Linked DNA regions of Homo sapiens: region 1 is linked to region 2. A link is a loop called in an ENCODE intact Hi-C map of the cell type or tissue named here. Cell type or tissue: PC-9. All regions are shown on one strand. Each heading gives the region's core, and the rest is flanking DNA. Links, peaks and the distances in the headings are about the cores only. Region 1 has its middle 9.0 kb from the start of MIR23AHG. Region 2 has its middle 20 kb from the start of IER2.

Region 1 (9,066 bases), core at 4,305-6,804, 680 kb before region 2:
AGAGTCTCACTGTGTCGCCCAGGCTGGAGTGCAGTGGCGTGATCTCGGCTCACTGCAACCTCTGCCTCCCGGGTTCAAGAGATTCTCCTGCCTCAGCCTCCGGAGTAGCTGGGATTACAGGCACGTGCCACCACGCCCAGCTTTTTTTTTTTTTTTTTTTTTTTTTGAGACGAAGTCTTGCTCTGTTGCCCAGGCTGGAGTGCAATGGTGCAATCTCGGCTCACTGCAACCTGGGCCTCCCACGTTCAAGCGATTCTCCTGCCTCAGCCTCCCAAGTAGCTGGTATTAAAGGTGCCCGCCACCATGCCTGGCTAATTTTTGTATTTTTAGTAGAGACAGGTTTCACCATGTTGGCCCGGCTGGTCTTGAACTACTGAGCTCAAGTCATCCACCTGCCTCAGCCTCCTAAAGTGTTGGGATCACAGGCATGAGCCACCCCGCCCAGCCTCATTTTTATTTTAGAAACGAGGTCTCGTCATTTTAGAAACAAAGTCTCACTCTGTTGCCCAGGCTGGAGTACAGTAAAAGAATCCTAGCCCATTGCAGCCTCGACCTCCTGGGCTCAAGTGATCCTCTTGCCCCAGTGTCCTGAGTAGCTGGGACTACAGGCGAGGACCACCATGCCCAGCTAATTTTTGTAATTTTTGTAGGGATAGGGTTTCACTACATTGCCCAGGCTGGTCTCAAGCTCCTGAGGTGAAGTGATCCTCCCACCTCAGCCTCCCAAAGTACTGGGATTACAGGCATGGGCCACCACACCCAGCCCGTATCACATATTATTTGGCAATAAAAAGGAATAAGGTACTCACGCTTGTTACACTTGTTATAACATGGATGAACTCTGTTGACAGCATTTATACTCAGAGACAAAAAGTAGACCAGGGTTGCCAGAGGCTGAGAATGTTGGGGGGTGAAATAGAAAGTGATTTCTTTTCTCTTCTCTTTTCCTTTTCTTTCCTTTCCTTCCTTTCTTTCCTTTCTTTTTTTGAGACAGAGTCTCGCTCTGTCACCCAGGATGGAGTGCAGTGGCATGATCTCGGCTCACTGCAACCTCTGCCTCCCGGGTTCAAGTGATTCTCCCAACTCAGCCTCCCGAATAGCTGGGACTACAGGCATGTGCCACCATACCTGACTAATTTTTGTATTGTTAGTAGAGACGGGGTTTCACCGTGTTGGCCAGGCTGGTCTCGAACTCCTGACCTCAGGTGATCCACCTGCCTTGGCCTCCCAAAGTGCTGGGGTTACAGGCGTGAGCCACCACACCCGGCCAGAAAATGATTTCTAATGGGCTTGAGATTTCTTTTGCGGGTGATGGAAATGTTCTAAAGTTGGGCAGGGCGTGGTCACTCATGCTGTAATCCCAGCACTTTGGAAGGCCGATGTGGGAGGACTGCTTGAGCCCAGGTGTTTGAGAACAGCCTGAGCAACATAGCAACGCCCTGTCTTTAAAAAAAAAAAAAAAAAAAAATGGCCAGGCGCGGTGGCTCACGCCTGTAATCTTGCGGATCACGAGGTCAGGAGATTGAGACCATCCTGGCTAACACGGTGAAACCCCGTCTCCACTAAAAATACAAAAAATTAGCCAGGCGTGGTAACGGGCGCCTGTAGTCCCAGCTACTCGGAAGGCTGAGGCAGGAGAATGGCGTGAACCCGGGAGGCGGAGCTTGCAGTGAGCAGAGATGGCGCCACTGCACTGCAGCCTGGGCGACAGAGGTAGACTCCGTCTCAAAAAAAAAAAAAAAAAAAAAAAAAAAATTAGCTGGGCGTGGTGGCGGGCGCCTGCAGTCTCAGCTATTCCAAAGGCTGAGGTGGGAGGATTGCTTGAGCCCGGGAGGCAGTGGTTGCAATGAGCCAGGATGCCGCCACTGCACTCCACTCTGGGCTACACAGTAAGATCCTGCCTCAGCGAAAAAAAAGGCCGGGCGTAGTGGCTCCTGCCTCTAATCCCAGAATTTTGGAAGGCTGATGCAGGCGGATTGCCTGAGCTCAGGAGTTGGAGACTAGGCTGGGCAACACGGTGAAACCTCATCTCTACTAAAATACAAAAAATTAGCTGGTGTGGACCAGGCACAGTGGCTCACGCCTGTAATCCCAGCACTTCCGGAGGCCAAGGCGGGCAGATTACTAGGTCAGGAGTTCGAGACCAGTCTGGCCAACATGGTGAAACCCTGTCTCTACTAAAAATACAAAAATTAGCTGGGCGTGGTGGTGCTCGCCTGTAATCCCAGCTACTTGGGAGGCTGAGGCAGGAGAATCGCTTGAACCTGGGAGGCGGAGGTTGCAGTGAGCCGAGATCACACCACTGCACTCCTGCCTGGGTGACAGAGTGAGACTCTGTCTCCAAAAAAAAAGGAATGTTCTAAAATTTATTGTGGTGATGGTTGCATAAGTCTATGAATATTCTAAACACATTTGACTGTATACAGTCGTCCCCCTTATCTGCAGTTTCGATTTCCTCGGTTTCAGTTATCCTTGGTCAACTTTGGTCCAAAAATATTAAATGGAAAATTCCAGAGGCTGGGCGAGGTGGCTCACGCCTTTAATCCCAGCATTTTGGGGGGCCGAGGCAGGCGGATCACCTGACGTCAGGAGTTCGAGACCAGCCTGGCCAACATGGTGAAACCCCGCCTCTACTAAAAATACAAAAATTAACCGGGCGTGGTGGCACGCGCCTGTAATCCCAGCTACTCGGGAGGCTGAGGCAGGTGAATGGCCTGAACACGGTAGGCAGAGGTTGCAATGAGCAGAGATCACACCACTGCACTCCAGCCTGGGTGACAGAGCGAGACTCGGTCTCAGAAAAAAAAAAAAGAAAGAAAATTCCAGAAATAAAACAAGTCATACCTTCACATTCCAGGCCGTTCTGAGTAGTGTGATGAAATCTCCCACAGTCCTGGGATGTGAATCATCCCTTTACCCAGCTTATCCATGCTGTCTGTATAGGCTACCAGTCTGTTAGTCCCTTTATAGCCATCTCAGTCAACAAATAGAAAAAGCAAAGTGGTCAGCCGAGGTGGCTCATGCCTGTAATACCAGCACTTTGGGAGACCAATGCAGGAGGAGGATTGGTTGAGACCAGGAATTCAAGACCAGCCTGGGAAACATAGTAAGACCCTGTCTCTAAAAAAAAATAAAATAAAATAAAATAAAATAAATGTGTATAAATAAGCTGGGTGTGCTTGCACATGCCTGTAGTCCTAGCTACTTGGGAGGCTGAGGCAGGAGGCTCACTTAAGGCCAGGAGTTGGAGACCAGTCTAGGCAACACAGCAAGACCCTCACGCCCCGACCCCCACAAGATAAATAAATTAGCCAGGTGTGGTGGTGCTCACCTGTAGTTCCAGCTACTCTGGAGGTTGAGGTAGAAGGATCCTTTGAGCCCCGGAGCTTGAGATGGCAGTGGTGAGACCTTGTCTTAAAAAATTTTGATCCTGGGCTGGGCGTGGTGGCTCACGCCTGTAATCCCAGCACTTTGGGAGGCCGAGGCAGGTGGATCACCAGGTCAGGAGATCGAGACCATCCTAGCTAACATGGCGAAACCCCGTCTCTACTTAAAAAATACAAAAAATTAGCCAGGCATGGTGGCACACGCCTGTAGTCTCAGCTACTTCAGAGGCTGAGGCAGGAGAATCGCTTTAACCTGGGAGGTGGAGGCTGCAGTGAGCCGAGATCGCGCCACTGCACTCCAGCCTGGGTGACAGAGACTCCATCTCAATAAATAAATAAATATTAAATAATAATAATTTTTTTTTATCTTAAAGCTGGGTGTGGACATATTTGCCTGTATTCCCAGCTACTCGGGAGGATCCCTTAAACCCAGGAGTTTGAGGCCAGCCAGGGCAACATGGAGACACCCCTATCTCTAAAAAATAAACAAACAGGTCAGGGCCCAGGGGCTCATGCCTGTAATCCCAGCACTTTAGGAGGCTAAGGTGGGCGGAACTCTTGAGGGCAGGAATTCGAGTCAGGAATTCCAGACCCGCCTGGGCAACACAGCATAACCCTGTCTCTACAAAAAAAAAAAAAAAAATACAAAAATTAGCTGGGTGTGGTCGCTCTCACCTGTGGTCCCAGCTACTTGGGAGGCTGAGGTGGGAGGCTCAGCTGAGTTCAGGAGGTCGAGGCTGCAGTAAGACGTGATTGTGCCACTGCACTCCAGCCTGGGCGACACAATGAGACCCTGTCTCAATACATAAATAAATACAAATTGGCCAGGCGCAGTAGCTCACGCCTTTAATCCCAGCACTTTGGGAGGCCAAGGCAGGCGGATCACCTGAGGTCAGGAGTTCGAGACTGCCCTGGCCAACATGGTGAAACCCCATCTCTACTAAAACTACAAAAATTAGTTGGGCATGGTGGCGTGTGCTCGTAGTCCCAGCTACTTGGGAGGCTGAAGCAGGAGAATCGCTTGAACCTGGGAGGCAGAGGTTGCAGTGAGCCGAGATTGTGCTACTGCACTCCAGCCTGGGTGACAGGGTGAGACTCAGTCTCAAAAAAAAAAGTAAATAAATATAAATAAATAAATAATAAAATTAAAAAAAAAAATCTCAATTCTTCCGCTAGTAGAGTGCCTCCCTGGAATCCCATCCAGCTTGCTGTCCTTCTCACTCCAAGTTTAAGAAGGATAGAAAGGTGGGGGAGACTGTTTCGGGGCAGGCAAGGAGGGGAGGCCTAGGCAGGAGGTGTGGTGAAACCCACCATATGTGCCCTCAAGCACCCTCTTTCTCTGCCAGAGGCCACAGGCTTGGAAGAACCATGTCTCTTCCCAGGTTTCCTTCTCAGCCTGACTCGAAGCGTCCTGGCCTGCCCGCCCCACCAGACAGTCTGACTCAATTTGCCCGCTGTGTGCGTGGGCCCTGCGCGTGTGACCCTCCACCATTCCAGTGACTCAGGCAGCCTGGAAGCCCCCTCCCCGGGGGACACCCAGCTTCCTATGGTGACTTTTCACAGACATGGCTGAAACTGGCTGGCGCCTCCCAGACCCAGGCCGGGCTCCTGGGGGCAGCCCAGCAGGGCCTCGGCCCCACAGCCCACCCCTAGAGAGGGCCTAGGGGGTGGGAGTAGGGGGTGGGGAACTCTTCTCAAAGGGCCTTTGTGGGAGCAGCTGGGGGGGCTAACGGGGGACCCCGCCCTGTGTGACTCAAGCCTCATTGCTGGGCGGTGACTCACCCCCAGGCCCCCCTTCTGCCTGCCCGCAGCAGGTGCTGTGAGCCAGCTTCGGGATAGGGGCCTCTGCAGCCATGGTCATGCCACCCTGCCCTGGACCTGTGACTTGCCACCCACTTCTAGGGGTTCCAGTCTTGCCCTCACCTCCTTGCCCTCCTGAGCTCGGACCACAGAGAAAACCTCCTACATCCCGTCCCTCCGTGGGGCAGCAGACATGGTACTGAAATGTGCCACGCATTGTCTCACTATGAATTCACGGGATTCTCAAACCACCCGAGAGGCAGGGTGTTTGTTCTTGCTACTGCCCTGTAACAGATGCGGAAATTGATTCTCCGTGAGGTTGCAGAGTTTAACACAGGAGATTCACGTGCAGAATCTGGGTGTCCCAAACTTGCTGCCCCGCAGTGTCACTGCGTGATCATCTCAGCTGCTTTAAATGCCAGTGGTGGGTTACTGCACCCTCCAGTGTCGCTTCTTTTACTGACGGGTAAACTGAGGCAAGGAGCCTTGAAGTCACAGATCAAGAGTCAAGAGTAAGAGGCAGGGCTGGGATTCGAACCGAGTCCGAGAGCCCGGGACCTGCTCCGCCGCTTCCCCACGGGCCTCCGGCGCCCACTTGGGGGCTAAGGCGCCCCCGCCGCCGGGCCCCTCCGGACGCCGAGGCCAGCCGAGATCGGGCCGCCGGCCAGGCTGCTGGGCGCCGCGCCCGTCCGCATCACGCCGCGGTGAGTCACCGCGCGCCGGCCCCGGCCCCGCCCCCCGCGCCAACAAACAGCGCGTTGCTCGGCAACCGCCACCGCCCTCCAGCGCGGACCTGGGTTCGAGCCTCAGGCCGGGGTGCGCGCTAAGAGGGATTTTGGGACTCCGTAGTCTTCCCTAGATTAGGGGTTCAGATCAGGCCTGTAATCCTGGTGGGCACGGAGGTGATGGTGAAGGAGACAGCTGTGGTCCAATGAAGGTGGGGAGGGCTGAGGGTGGCTCTCTCCAATCCAGACCCACCGGGGCTCCCCAGAAGTGGGCGGTCAGGTCAGGAGATGGCGGCTGGGCCAGAGTTGCAGCTGAGAGGTCGAGGCCATTTTCCTAAGGGATTTGGGGAGCTGGCCTGGCGGGAGCTGTCAGGAGCGCTGTGATGAGGGCTTTTTTGCATCCTCCCCACCCCTGCCGACCTCCCAAACTAGCTAACACTTAATGAGCACGTTCTATGTTCTAAGCCTGTTCTATGCATGTGTGGGCCTATGTGTATTAACTCATGTAATGTTCACCATGAAGTCGGGCGCGGCGGCTCACGCCTATAATCCCAGCACTTTAGGAAGCCGAAGCCCGTGGATCACTTGATGTCAGGAGTTCAAGACCAGCCTGGGCAAAATGGTGAAACCCCGTCTGTACTAAAAATACAAAAATTAGCCGAGCGTGATGGCCAGCACCTCTAATCCCAGCTACTTGGGAGACCGAGGCAGGAGAATCGCTTGAACCCGGGAGGCAGAGGTTGCAGTGGGCCAAGATCGTGCCACTGCACTCCAGCCTGGGTGACAAGAGTGAAACTCCGTCTCAAAAAATAATAATAATAAAAATTAAAAATAGTGTTCACCATGGCCCTCTGACGTTTCATTGACATTCTCATTTTACAGATGGGGAAACTGAGTCAACAGAGGGTCAATGTCCTTTGCCAGAGGATGCACAGCCAAGCTGGCATCCGGGCTCCCAAACCTGTCTCAGGAGGGTGCATGCCTGGCCTTGGCAGGGCCATATCTGTGGGAGTCTTCAGGCGTTGTGGGGATAGGTGCCAAGGCTACATTGAAGTGTGGGTAGGTTATGCAAGTGGGGGATGGCGCCTGGTGGGCTCCTTGGGGGCTGTCGACACATGATACTGAAGGCTGTGCACTACAGAGGTTGCACCAGCACCCCCCTAGACTTCCCATGCCATCTGAGTGCAGGGAGAGAGTTTCCCAGCACCAGCTTCAGATGGCCTGAACTCCGGGCTCCCTGGCACCCCAATAGTCACCACTGAGCCGCCCACAGGACCCTTAAGGGAGCTGCCTGAGGGGCCTTCCGGAGCCCCAGATCCTATGGGGCGGGGAGAAGAGTAGATACTAGCATCTCAGACACGGAGATGGACCAGCTGCCTGGGAAGTGACCAGCTTTGAGTCCTGTAAGAAATGTCCATTTGGCTCACATGACCAAGTCAATCACTCAAATGGTTGAGTTGGGGAGATGGCTGAGTTACAGGGATCCTGGACAGTCTAAAGCCAAGAAGGTGAGGAGGGCTTCTCGGAGGAGGTGATACCCTGGGAACTGAAGGATGCTCGGGAGTTGGCGAATAACAGGCAGGACCTTCCTGCGGGAGAGGTTGGGACACCAGGAACTTTTCCAAGTGGAAGGTAGAGGGGACACGTGATTGGATTTAACGGGCTGTCTCTGGAGAATGGCTAGAAGGCATAAGGAAAGTCGGAGAGGACCAGGGAGGTGGCTGTTGGAATATATTTAGGCCAGAGATGATGGTGACTTAAGGATACAGTTGGCAGATTTAACAAATAAAAAATACAGGACATCAGTTAAATTTGAATTTCAGATACAGAACAAGTAATTTTTTTTTAGTATAAAACTTTTTTTTTAGTATAGCGATGTCCCCAAAATTGCATGGGACATACTTATACTAAAAAAAGAGATCCGCTGTGTATCTGAAAAATTAAGTTTCACTGGGTGTCCTGTGTCTCATCTGGGAACTGTACTTGGTGGAGGGGGGTGGGTCTCAGGGGCCCCTGGGGAGGGGGAAACGATCATAGCTAACACTCAGGGAATAAATGCACTTTATTTTTCTTTTTTATGTGTTTTCATTTTACTTATTCACTTTTTCGTAGAGATGGGGGTCTCACTATGTTGCCTAGGCTGGTCTCAAACTCCTAAGTTCAAGCGATCCTCCTGCCACAGCCTCCCAAAGTTTTGGGATTATAGAGTGAGTTGACACTCCTAACCCAACAAATGCACTTTGAAGTGAGTACTGCTATCATGCCCATTTTACAGCTAGGTAAACTGAGGCCTGGAGCAGTTTTGCTCTTGTCGTGTGTGTGCGGGGGGGGGGCTTTTTTTTTTTTTTGGTAACTTGTTTATACTGTTAGGTTAGGAAGTGGGTGACCCTCGATTGGAACCCAGGCATGTTGGCTGCAGTCCCTCAACTCTCAGAACTTGAACCCCCTCCCCCACGGGATTGGTGGGGGTGGTTGGACACTATGGTTCCCTGGGTTCCTGGTGACCCAGCTAAGGGCCTTTCTCATGGGATGCGCTTCCCCAGTCCCCCAGCGCAGCCTAGGCTCTGTGGCACCCCTACTTGCCCCCCTCCTGCCAGGACAGCGAGGCACTGGGAGGGACGGGAGGCGGCCTCAGGGGGCCTCCTCTCCCGGCTGAGGCTCGGCCTCGCCCTCCTCCAGGCTGGGAGGATCCGCCGTCTGCGCCGCCGGCAGGGGGAGGGGGCGGGTTATTTTTACCTCCCTCCAGGCAGCCGGGGCGACAGGAAGTGAGCGCGCGGCCCGCCAGATGTGGGGAGCCAGGGAGCTGGGAACAGCCACAGCTGGACTGGCGGCCGGCCGGGAGCGGGGTTAGGGGGGAGGGTGTGTGGAGGGTGGATCCCCAGGCCTCCGGTCCCCTCTTTGTTCCCCGCCGCCCCAGCCTCCCCTCCAAAGACCCCTCGTCCCCATCCCCCGCTCATGTGGGTCGTGGCCTCGCTGTCCCTCATCTGGGCGCCAATCCCCTCGCTGGCTCGAGGGCTCTCAGATCCTGGGCAGGGAGGGGGACCCTGCCCCTCGCCCCAGGGACCCCCAGGTCCCAGCAGAGTCGGGGGTAAGAGGGGGAGACGGCCTCTCGCCGGCCCCGCCTGCCACCGCCATTGTTTACCCGTCGGCTGCCT
Region 2 (9,066 bases), core at 3,331-5,830:
CGGGCTGATCACTTGAGGTCAGGAGTTCCAGACCAGCCTGACCAACATGGCGAAACCTCGTCTCTACTAAAAATACAAAAAATTAGCCAGACATGGTGGCACGCGCCTGTAATTCCAGCTACTCAGGAGGCTGAGGCAGGAGAATCGCTTGAACCCGGGAGGCAGAGGTTGCAGGAGGCTGAGGCAGGAGAATCGCTTGAACCCGGGAGGCAGAGGTTGCAGTGAGCCGAAATCACGCCACTGCACTCCAGCCTGGGCGACAGAGTGAGACACCATCTCAAAAAAGAGAGAGAGAGAAAAAAAAAGCCAGGTGTGGTGGCTCACGCCTGTAATCCTAGCACTTTGGGAGGCCGAGGCGGCTGAATTACCTCAGGTCAGAGTTCCGGTCCAGCCTGGCCAACATGGTGAAATCCTGTCTCTACTTAAAATATAAAAATTAGCCGGGCATAGTTGCAGGCGCCTGTAATCTCAGCTACTCAGGAGGCTGAGGCAGGAGAATCGCTTGAACCAACGAGGTGGAGGTTGCAGTGACCCAAGATTGCGCTGTTGCACTCCGGCCTGGGCAACAAGAGCAAAACTCTGTCAAAAAAAAGTGTGAGGGGGACAGGGGAGGAGGGGACAAATAGGAAAGTTGTTTAGCTTTGCAGGGTCTCTGTCAAAACAGCTCCACTCTGCCACAGTCACGAAAAGGCAACCACAGACAATGTGGACTCAAATGGGTGTAACCTGTGTACCCTGAATTCATGAAGGCTGGAATTGCAATTTCATATAATTGTTATGTATCATGGAATACTCTTATTCTTTTGTTTTCAACCACTTAAAAATGTAAAAACCATTCTTAGCCCAAGGGCCGTGCAGAGACAACAGACGAATGCCACCTATGGGCTGCGGTTTGCCGACCTGGGTCCAGTTGGCTTCTTGTTCTCCCGCACGTTGTTGGGGGCTGGCACAGGCTAGGCTGTACCCACAAAGGTGTTGCATGAATGAACACTGCGTGCATGAATGGTGGCAGCCAGCCGGGCCAGCAAGAGAACCCTTCCATCATCACCTCTTTCCTGAACAGCCTTGGGAAAGCCACTTAACCTCTCTGGGCCTTGTGTTTACAGCTGTAAGTGATCCTGATGTTAGTCTTGCTGGTTTGTTTTGAAGATGCTAAATGTATCTGGCCCACACAGGGCCTGCCTCAGCCTTGGTGGGGGCCTAGTGATTCCCACTCCTCCTCCCCAAAGCTGACAGGCTGTCTTTAAAAGGGAGAAGGTGGCCAGGCACGGTGGCTCACACCTATAATCGCAGCACTTTGGGAGGCCGAGGCAGGCGGATCATGAGGTCAGGAGTTGGAGACCAGCCTGGCCAACATGGTGAAACCTCATCTCTACTAAAAATAGAAAAAATTAGCCGGGCGTGGTGGCAGATGCCTGTAATCTCAGCTACTCCAGAGGCTGAGGCAAGAGAATCACTTGAACCAAAGAGGCAGAGGTTGCAGTGAGCCAAGACCGCACCACTGCACTCCAGCCTGGGCAACAGAGCGAGACTACATCTCAAAACCAAAAAAAAAAAAAAAAAAAAAGGGAGAAGGCAGGAGCATCCCCACACTGGCTCAGGGCCCCCCACCATCACTCCTCAAGCCCGCCGAGCCGGCGCCAGGGCCTGGCCAGCACCACACACACACTCTTCTCCTGGCCTAAATATATTCCAACCTCAGAGACGTTCCACGCCCCATGCTCACTTCTGCCTTCCTGCCCTAGCGTGGTACCCGGAAAAAAAAATCCCACTGAAAGAGGGCGGGTAGAGGAGGAGGAAGCAGGAGAGGGCAGTGTGGATGGTCTTGACATGTGGCCTCAAGGGTCCTGACCTTTATGGGGATGCTGGGATGGCGGAGATTGGAGGATGATAAGGACCTCCATTCTGTTTCTCTCCTCTTCTCAGTCGCTCTGAGTCACCATTCTGGCAGCCCCTGGCCTAGAGCCAAGGTGAAGTGGGACATGAGGGCAGAAGGCAGGCAGGGAGATCTGCTTGAGTCTCTGGTTTCTCCTCCACGCCCACAGGGGCCATCGGTCTTGGAGCACACACCCTAGCACCCACCCAGTAAATCCGGAGGCAGGATCAGGGTACCCCAAGCCCTCTGGCTCCGGGGCCACCATTGCCACCACCCAACCCTGGGAACCAGGAAATAGAACAAGGCAGCCTGACTCCACCCACCTCAGGCTGCCATCCAGCAAGCCCACCCACCAGGAAATGGGAGGCTGGCACCCCTCACTCCAGGTAGAGGGACGGTGCAATGGGCCATGCTATGGTCTCACCAATCCCTTCCCAAGATTCTGGAACCCGCAGATCACCTCCACCATAAGGACTCGATCCAGGCCCAAGATGAGAAAACACATGCTCCTGGCCAGGCGCAGTGGCTCATGCCTGTAATCCCAGCACTTTTGGAGGCCGAGGCGGGCAGATCTAGAGGTCAAGAGATCGAGACCATCCTGGCTAACATGGTGAAACCCTGTCTCTACTAAAAATACAAAAAAATTAGCCGGGTGTGGTGGCGGGCACCTGTATGTAGTCCCAGCTACTTGGGAGGCTGAGGCAGGAGAATGGCATGAACCCAGGAGGCGGAGCTTGCAGTGAGCCGAGATGGCGCCACTGTACTCCAGCCTGGGTGACAGAGCAAGACTCCGTCTCAAAAAAAAAAAGAAAAAGAAAGAAAGAAAGAAAGAAAAAAAAAGAACACATATGCTCCAGCTGGGCACGGTGGCTCACACCTGTAATCCAGCACTTTGGGAGGCCGAGACGGGTGGATCACCTGAGGTCAGGTCAGGAGTTCGAGCCGCCAGCCTGGCCAACATGGTGAAATCCCATCTCTACTCAAAATAAAAAAATTAGCTGCGCATGGTGGCGGGTGCCTGTAATCCCAGCTACTCGAGAGGCTGAGGCAGGAGAATCGCTTGAACCTGGGAGGCAGAGGTTGTAGTGAGCTGAGATCGTGCCACTGCACTTTAGCCTGGGAGAAAGCAAGACCTCATCTCAGAAAAAAAAAAAGAAAAAGAAAACACACGGTCTAAGTTACTTTGCAGGTTGGTATGAGTATGGACAGGTAGAACAGGTGAAGCAGGCGGCAAGGCTGCGCCCCACCCCACCCCAACATTTGGCAACATCTGGAGACATCTTTCATTGGCACAGGGTTGAGGCCAGGGCTACTACTCAACATCAAAGATGCACAGGGTAGCTCCCTGCACAAAGAGTGATCTGGCCCCACATGGAGAAACCACAGGCCGGGCGCAGTGGCTCATGCCTGTCATCCCAACACTTTGGGAGGCTGAGGCAGGAGGATTGCTTGAGGCCAGCCTGGGCAACACAGAGAGATCCCCATCTCTGAAAAAAAAAAATTCTTTTTTGAGATGGAGTTTCACTCTATTACCTAGGCTGGTGTGCAGTGGAGCAATCTTGGCTCACTGCAATCTCTGCCTCCCAGGTTCAAGTGATTCTCCCACCTCAGCCTCCCAAGGAGCTGGAATTACAGGCACTCACCATCATGCCTGGCTAATTTATATATATATAATTTTTTTTTTCTTGAGACAGAGTCTCACTCTGTCGCCCAGGCTAAAGTGCAGTGGAGTGTTCTCAGCTCACTGCAACCTCCATCTCCCGGGTTCAAGCAATTCTCTGCCTCAGCCTCCCAAGCAGCTGGGACTACAGGTGCCTGTCACCACGCCCGGCTAATTTTTGTATTTTTAGTAGAGACAGGGGTTTCACCAGGTTGGCCAGGCTGGTCTCGAACTCCTGACCTTGTTATCCACCTGCCTCGGCCTCCCAAAGTGCTGGGATTACAGGCGTGAGCCACCATGCCTGGCCTAAGAAAAAAACTTTTTAAATTAGCTGACCATGGTGGCCCACATCTGTAGTCCCTGCTACTCAGGAGGGTGAGGTGGGAAGAATTGCTTGAGCCTAGGAGTTTGAGGCTGCAGTGAGCTATGATCATGCCATGAGCTCCAGCCTGGGTAACAGAATGAGACCCTGTTTCAATAAAAAAACAAAACACAACAAAACAGGAGTTGGAAGACAAAGTTTTGGAGAAGAAGTGAGATTCTCACTGGCCTGGAACACCAAGCAAGAGGGGGCTTGGGGCTGCCTGGGTTGCTGGGAAGAGCTGCCAAGGGACCTGTCCAGTCTGGGGAGTGGCCAGGCCAGCAGGGAAGACAGCAGGAGCATCCCTCCTAGCTGAGCATTGTCCCCATCTTTTCAAAATTTACAGGTCAGCTGCCAGGGAGGGAGCCACCCAGAGCAGAGGATGGGCTCACTCGGGTTATCTGGGACAATCACAGGTAACCTCAGTCTGTCTGAGGCAGCCTGAGGGTGGGGCAGAGAATTTCCCAGGAGCCCTGTGGGGTGGGGTGTGCCTGGCTGTGTGGGACCCGCTGGGCCTGGACAAGGCAACTCTGAGAGTTAAGGAGACCGAGCTAGCCCGTCCAGTCTGACCAGAAACCCAGGCTCAAGGTTGGGATATGAGGCCATGGGGGTGGATCCTAGCTCCAGACTCCCAGCCTCAGGGACAGGGCTGGCTTAGTCATCGTGGAACCACTGGGAAGTTGAGGGATGTGTGTGCCTGCCCCACCCTCCACCCCAGGGATGTCCAGAGAGTCATGAGAAAGAGGGACAATGACCAGGCGTAGTAGCTCATCACAGTACTTTGGGAGGCAGAGGCAGGAGGCTCACTTGAAATCAGGAATTGGAGACCAGCCTCAGCAACATAGCAAGACCCCATATCTGCAAAAAAAATTAAAAAATTAGCCAGGCATGGTGATGTACACCTATAGTCCCAGCTACTTGGGAGGCTGAGGTGGGAAGATCACTTGAGCACAGGAGTTCAGGGCTGCAGTGAGCTATGATCATGCCACTACATTGCAACCTGGGTGACAGAGTGAGACCCTGTCTCTAAAAAAACAAACAAAAGAAAAAAGAAAAAGAAGAAAGGCCGGGCTCACGCCTGTAATCCCAGCATTTTCAGAGGCTGAGGCTAATGGATAACTTGAGGCCAGGAGTTTGAGATCAGCCTGGCCAACATGGTGAAACCCTGTCTCTACTAAAAATACAAAAATCGGCCAGGCATGGTGGCACATGCCTGTAGTCCCAGGTACTGGGGAGGCTGAGGCAGGAGAATTGCTTGAACCTGGGAGGTGGAGGTTGCAGTGAACTGAGATGGCACCACTATACGGCAGCCTGGGTGGAAAAAAAAAAAAAGTCAAGTAAAAGAAAGAGGCACAAGCCTGGGAGAAAGGAGGGGAACCAATGAGGATCCCAGGCATATGGAGATACAGCAGTGCCCACTCAGTGCTCAGAGAACAAAGGCCCTCCCATGAACACCCCCAATTACAAGTGGCCTCATCATAGCACTGCTGCCCTGCCCCTGCCAGAGCTGCAAAGCAAAGCAGAGAGAGGTTACATTATAGACATGTAACAAATGTTCTTATGTACGCCATACATATGCAAAAATAACTGATTTTCTTGAGACTGGGCCTTGCTTTGTTACCCAGGCTGGAGTGCAGTGACATGATCATAGCTCACTGCAGCCTCAAACTCCTGGGCTCAAGCCACCCTCCCGCCTCAGCCTCTAGAGTAGCTGGGACTACAGGTGTGCGCCACCACACCTGGCTAATTTTTTGCAGAGATGGGGGTGTGGTGGTCTTGCCATGTTGCATAGGTTGGTCTCGAACTCCTAGCCTCAAGTGATCATCCCACCTCAGCCACTCAAAGCTTTGGAATTACAGGCATCAGCCACTTTGCCTGGCTTAATTTTTTTTTTTTTTTCAGATGGAGTCTCAAAGTCTGGAGCAATGAAACCTCCTCCTCCCGGGTTCCTGATTATCCTGAGTCAGCCTCCTGAGTAGCTGGGGCTACAGGTGCATGCCACCACCACCAGCTAATTTTTGTATTTCTAGTAGAGTCAGGGTTTCACCATGTTGTCCAGGCTGGTCTCGAACTCCTGACCTCAAGTGATCCACCTGCCTCGACCTCCCAAAGTGTTGAGATTACAGGCGTGAGCCACTGCACCCTCTGAAACCCATGGTGAAACCCTGTCTCTACTAAAAATACAAAAAGTAGCCAGGTGTGGTGGCGCACGCCTGTCGTCCAGCTACTCGGGAGGCTGAGGCAGGAGAATCATTCGAACCTGGGAGGTGGAGGTTGTAGTGAGCTGAGATCACACCACTGCACTCCAGCCTGGGCGACAGAGTGAGACTCTGTCTCAAAAAAGAAAAAGAAAAAGAAAAAAAACCTCCCAGACTGAAGAGAAGGCTTTGGTAGATCCAGGGGCATGCACCCTCAGCTTCCCCCTCCAAACTGGCTTCATATCCAACCCTCATGGGAGGGAATTTCTGGTCCCAAACAGCATGACAGTACTTTGAAAATTCCAGTATCTGTTTATAAGGTAGTGTCCGCAGGGATTTGGAAAGTGTCTGGAGAACGCGTGGAAGGCAGCGCGCAGACTTTAGTGGCCTCCCCCAGCCAGCAGCACGAAGGGGTAAAAGGGTCCCAAGAGCCCCACCCCACCTACCGCCACCTCATCCTGAGTCTGAGAGCTGCAGCCCGCACAGACCAGGCAGTGAGTAATTGCAGGTTTGCTTCAAGCCTTCCGGGTCGTGAGAAACCAAAGTTTCACTCCGGAAGGGCGCGCCTCGGCAGCAGGGGAGAGAAGGAAGGGGGTTGGGGGTGGGGTGGTCTCAGGTGGAGGTTGGCAGCGAGCTGGCCTGGAGCCCAGGCTCCAGAGCTTACCAAGCCCCAGCTGCTGGGCCCCGGCCCCTCTGGCCTCTGACACGCCCCTGACTAGGCGGCCTCCCGACAGGCCCTCCCTGCCCCCCGGTCTAAAGGCTGAAGCAATGAGCCATTTCCTTTCCCGTGAACTCAGCCAGGGCCCCGCTGATTGCAGACACCACCAGCAAGGATGGGTACCAGGAAATGGCGGGGGCAGAGGGAGGAGATTGCAGCAGCCTCTCCAGTCTAGCAGTTTGATCATGCTCAGTAAATAATGTTTACAAAACAAGTAAATAAACAAGTGAGGGTGGGGCGCAGTGGCTCACGCCTGTAATCCCAGCACTTTGGGAGGCTGAGACAGGTGGATCACGAAGTCAGAAGTTCAAGATCAGCCTGGCCAAGATGGTGAAACCACATCTCTACTAAAAATACAAAAATTAGCCGGGCATGGTGGTGCACACCTGTAATCCCAGCTCCTCAGGAGGCTGAGGCAGAGAATTGCTTGAACCCGGGAGGCGGAGGTTGCAGTGAGCCGAGATCGCGCCTTGCACTCCAGCCTGGGTGACAGAACGAGACTCCATCTCAAAATAAATAAATTTAAATAAACAAGTGAACAACAGCAAACAAAAAACTTTGTCTTTACCCAGCCCCTGGACTGAGCGTGCACAGATTGACCCCTGGGGAAGTGTTCATCCTGCAGAAAGGGGAGAAGAGAGGAAAATGAAGTGAAGTGGCAAATGATTCTAAGAGGGAACCTGGTGAGTGATCAGCCCTGGATATGAGGAAAGAGAAAACAGGTAGCCCAGGAGTGGCAAGGAGACCTGGGGTGCGGCTCTCAGCTCCCAGAAGGAGCTGGTTCCTTATCTGAGAACCAGAGATAGAAGCTGGGTTTAAGCAAAAGTTCACCAACCAGGACAAAGGTCCTCACACTCTCCTCCTCCCCACCGAAAAGAAAAGAAAAGAAGAAAAATCCGGCCGGGCGTGGTGGCTCACACCTGTAATCCCAGCACTTTGGGAGGCCGAGGCGGGCAGATCACGAGGTCAGGAGTTCGAGACCAGCCTGACCAACATGGTGAAACCCCGTCTCTACTTAAAAAAAAAAAAAATACAAAAATTAGCTGGGCACGGTGGTGCACGCCTGTAATCCCAGCTACTCAGGAAGCTGAGGCAGGAGAATTGCTTGAACCTGGGAGGCAGAGCTTTCAGTGAGCCAAGATTGGGCCATTGCACTCCCACCTGGGCGACAGAGCAAGACTCCATCTCAAAAAAAAAAAAAAATCCAGGAGAGGAAGAATGTCAATGGGCTTTGCTTTACTGGACAGGGTAACCCTGGACACTTTGTTTAACCACTCTGTGCCTCAGTTCCCCTCAGTTCCCTCATCTGTAAAATGGGGCTAATGAAAGTGCCTACCTGGTGGGGCACAGTGGCTCACACCTGTAATCTCAGCACTTTGGGAGGCTGAGGCAGGCAGATCACCTGAGGTCAGGAGTTCCAAGACCAGCCTGGCCAACATGGTGAATCCCCATCTCTGCTAAAAATACAAAAATTAGCTGGGCGTGGCGGTGCATGCCTGTAATCCCATCTACTTGGGAAGCTGAGGCAGGAGAATTGCTTGAACCTGGGAGGCAGAGGGTTCAATGAGCTGATATCGCGTCACTGCACTCCAGCCTGGGCAACAGAACAAGACTCCACTTCAGAAGGAAAAAAAAAAAAAAGGCCGAGCGCGGTGGCTCACACCTGTAATCCCAGAACTTTGGGAGGCCAAGGCGGGCGGATCACCTGAGGTTGGGAGTTCGAGACCCACATGGCGAAACCCCACCTCTCTACTAAAAATATAAAATTAGCCGGGCATGGTGCCCATGCCTGTAATCCCAGCTGCTCAGGAGGCTGAGGCAAGAGAATCACTTGAACCCAGAGACGGAGGTTGCGGTGAGCTGAGACCGTGCCATTGCACTCCAGCCTGGGCAACAAGAGTGAAACTCCGTCGCGGGGGGAAAAAAAGGCCTACTTTAGGGCTGGGCTGGGCACGGTGGCTCATTCCTGTAACCTCAGCACTTTGGAAGGCCGAAGGCAGGAGGATCACTTGAGCCCAGGAGTTAAAGACCATCCTGGGCAACATAGCAAGACCCCTAAAAAAAAAAAGAGTGAAGTGCCTACTTTTTATCCTGACCCAGGCTTGTGGTGAGGATTAAACAAATGCACGGAAGTGACCAAGTACAGCATACCTTCAGGGCCTGGGGCTGCCATAAGCATCAGTAAGTCTCTCTCTTGACTATGGGAGAGGTTATCTTACCCGTAAAAAACCAGAAGCCTCCAGGGCAGAAGCA

The links. A loop is a pair of places that touch in the nucleus more often than their neighbours do. Peaks named below come from ENCODE experiments on the same cell type or tissue, not always from the same donor. Only the 100,000 strongest peaks of a DNase experiment are listed, where the experiment ranks them.
Region 1: a loop joins it to region 2, with 9 times the contacts of the local background. A loop is called at or near these places in 7 of 110 quality-filtered maps.

What each region holds. Positions count from the first base shown.
Region 1 is chr19:13,847,411-13,856,476 of GRCh38, reverse strand. No RefSeq gene overlaps it. Among named protein-coding and RNA genes, the nearest start is that of MIR23AHG, 9.0 kb to the right of the region's middle. RefSeq lists an enhancer at 1,835-2,780 and silencers at 8,431-8,636, 8,457-8,726. In PC-9, for the core only: a CTCF peak has its summit at 5,686; DNase peaks (open chromatin) are centred at 5,156 and 5,916; H3K4me3 peaks cover 1,576 bases; H3K27ac peaks cover 2,174 bases.
Region 2 is chr19:13,165,406-13,174,471 of GRCh38, reverse strand. No RefSeq gene overlaps it. Among named protein-coding and RNA genes, the nearest start is that of IER2, 20 kb to the right of the region's middle. RefSeq lists enhancers at 1,848-1,897, 1,938-1,997, 3,849-4,349, 4,350-4,850, 6,543-7,170 and 1 more. In PC-9, for the core only: no CTCF peak of the experiment used is centred there; a DNase peak (open chromatin) is centred at 4,481; H3K4me3 peaks cover 454 bases; H3K27ac peaks cover 2,500 bases.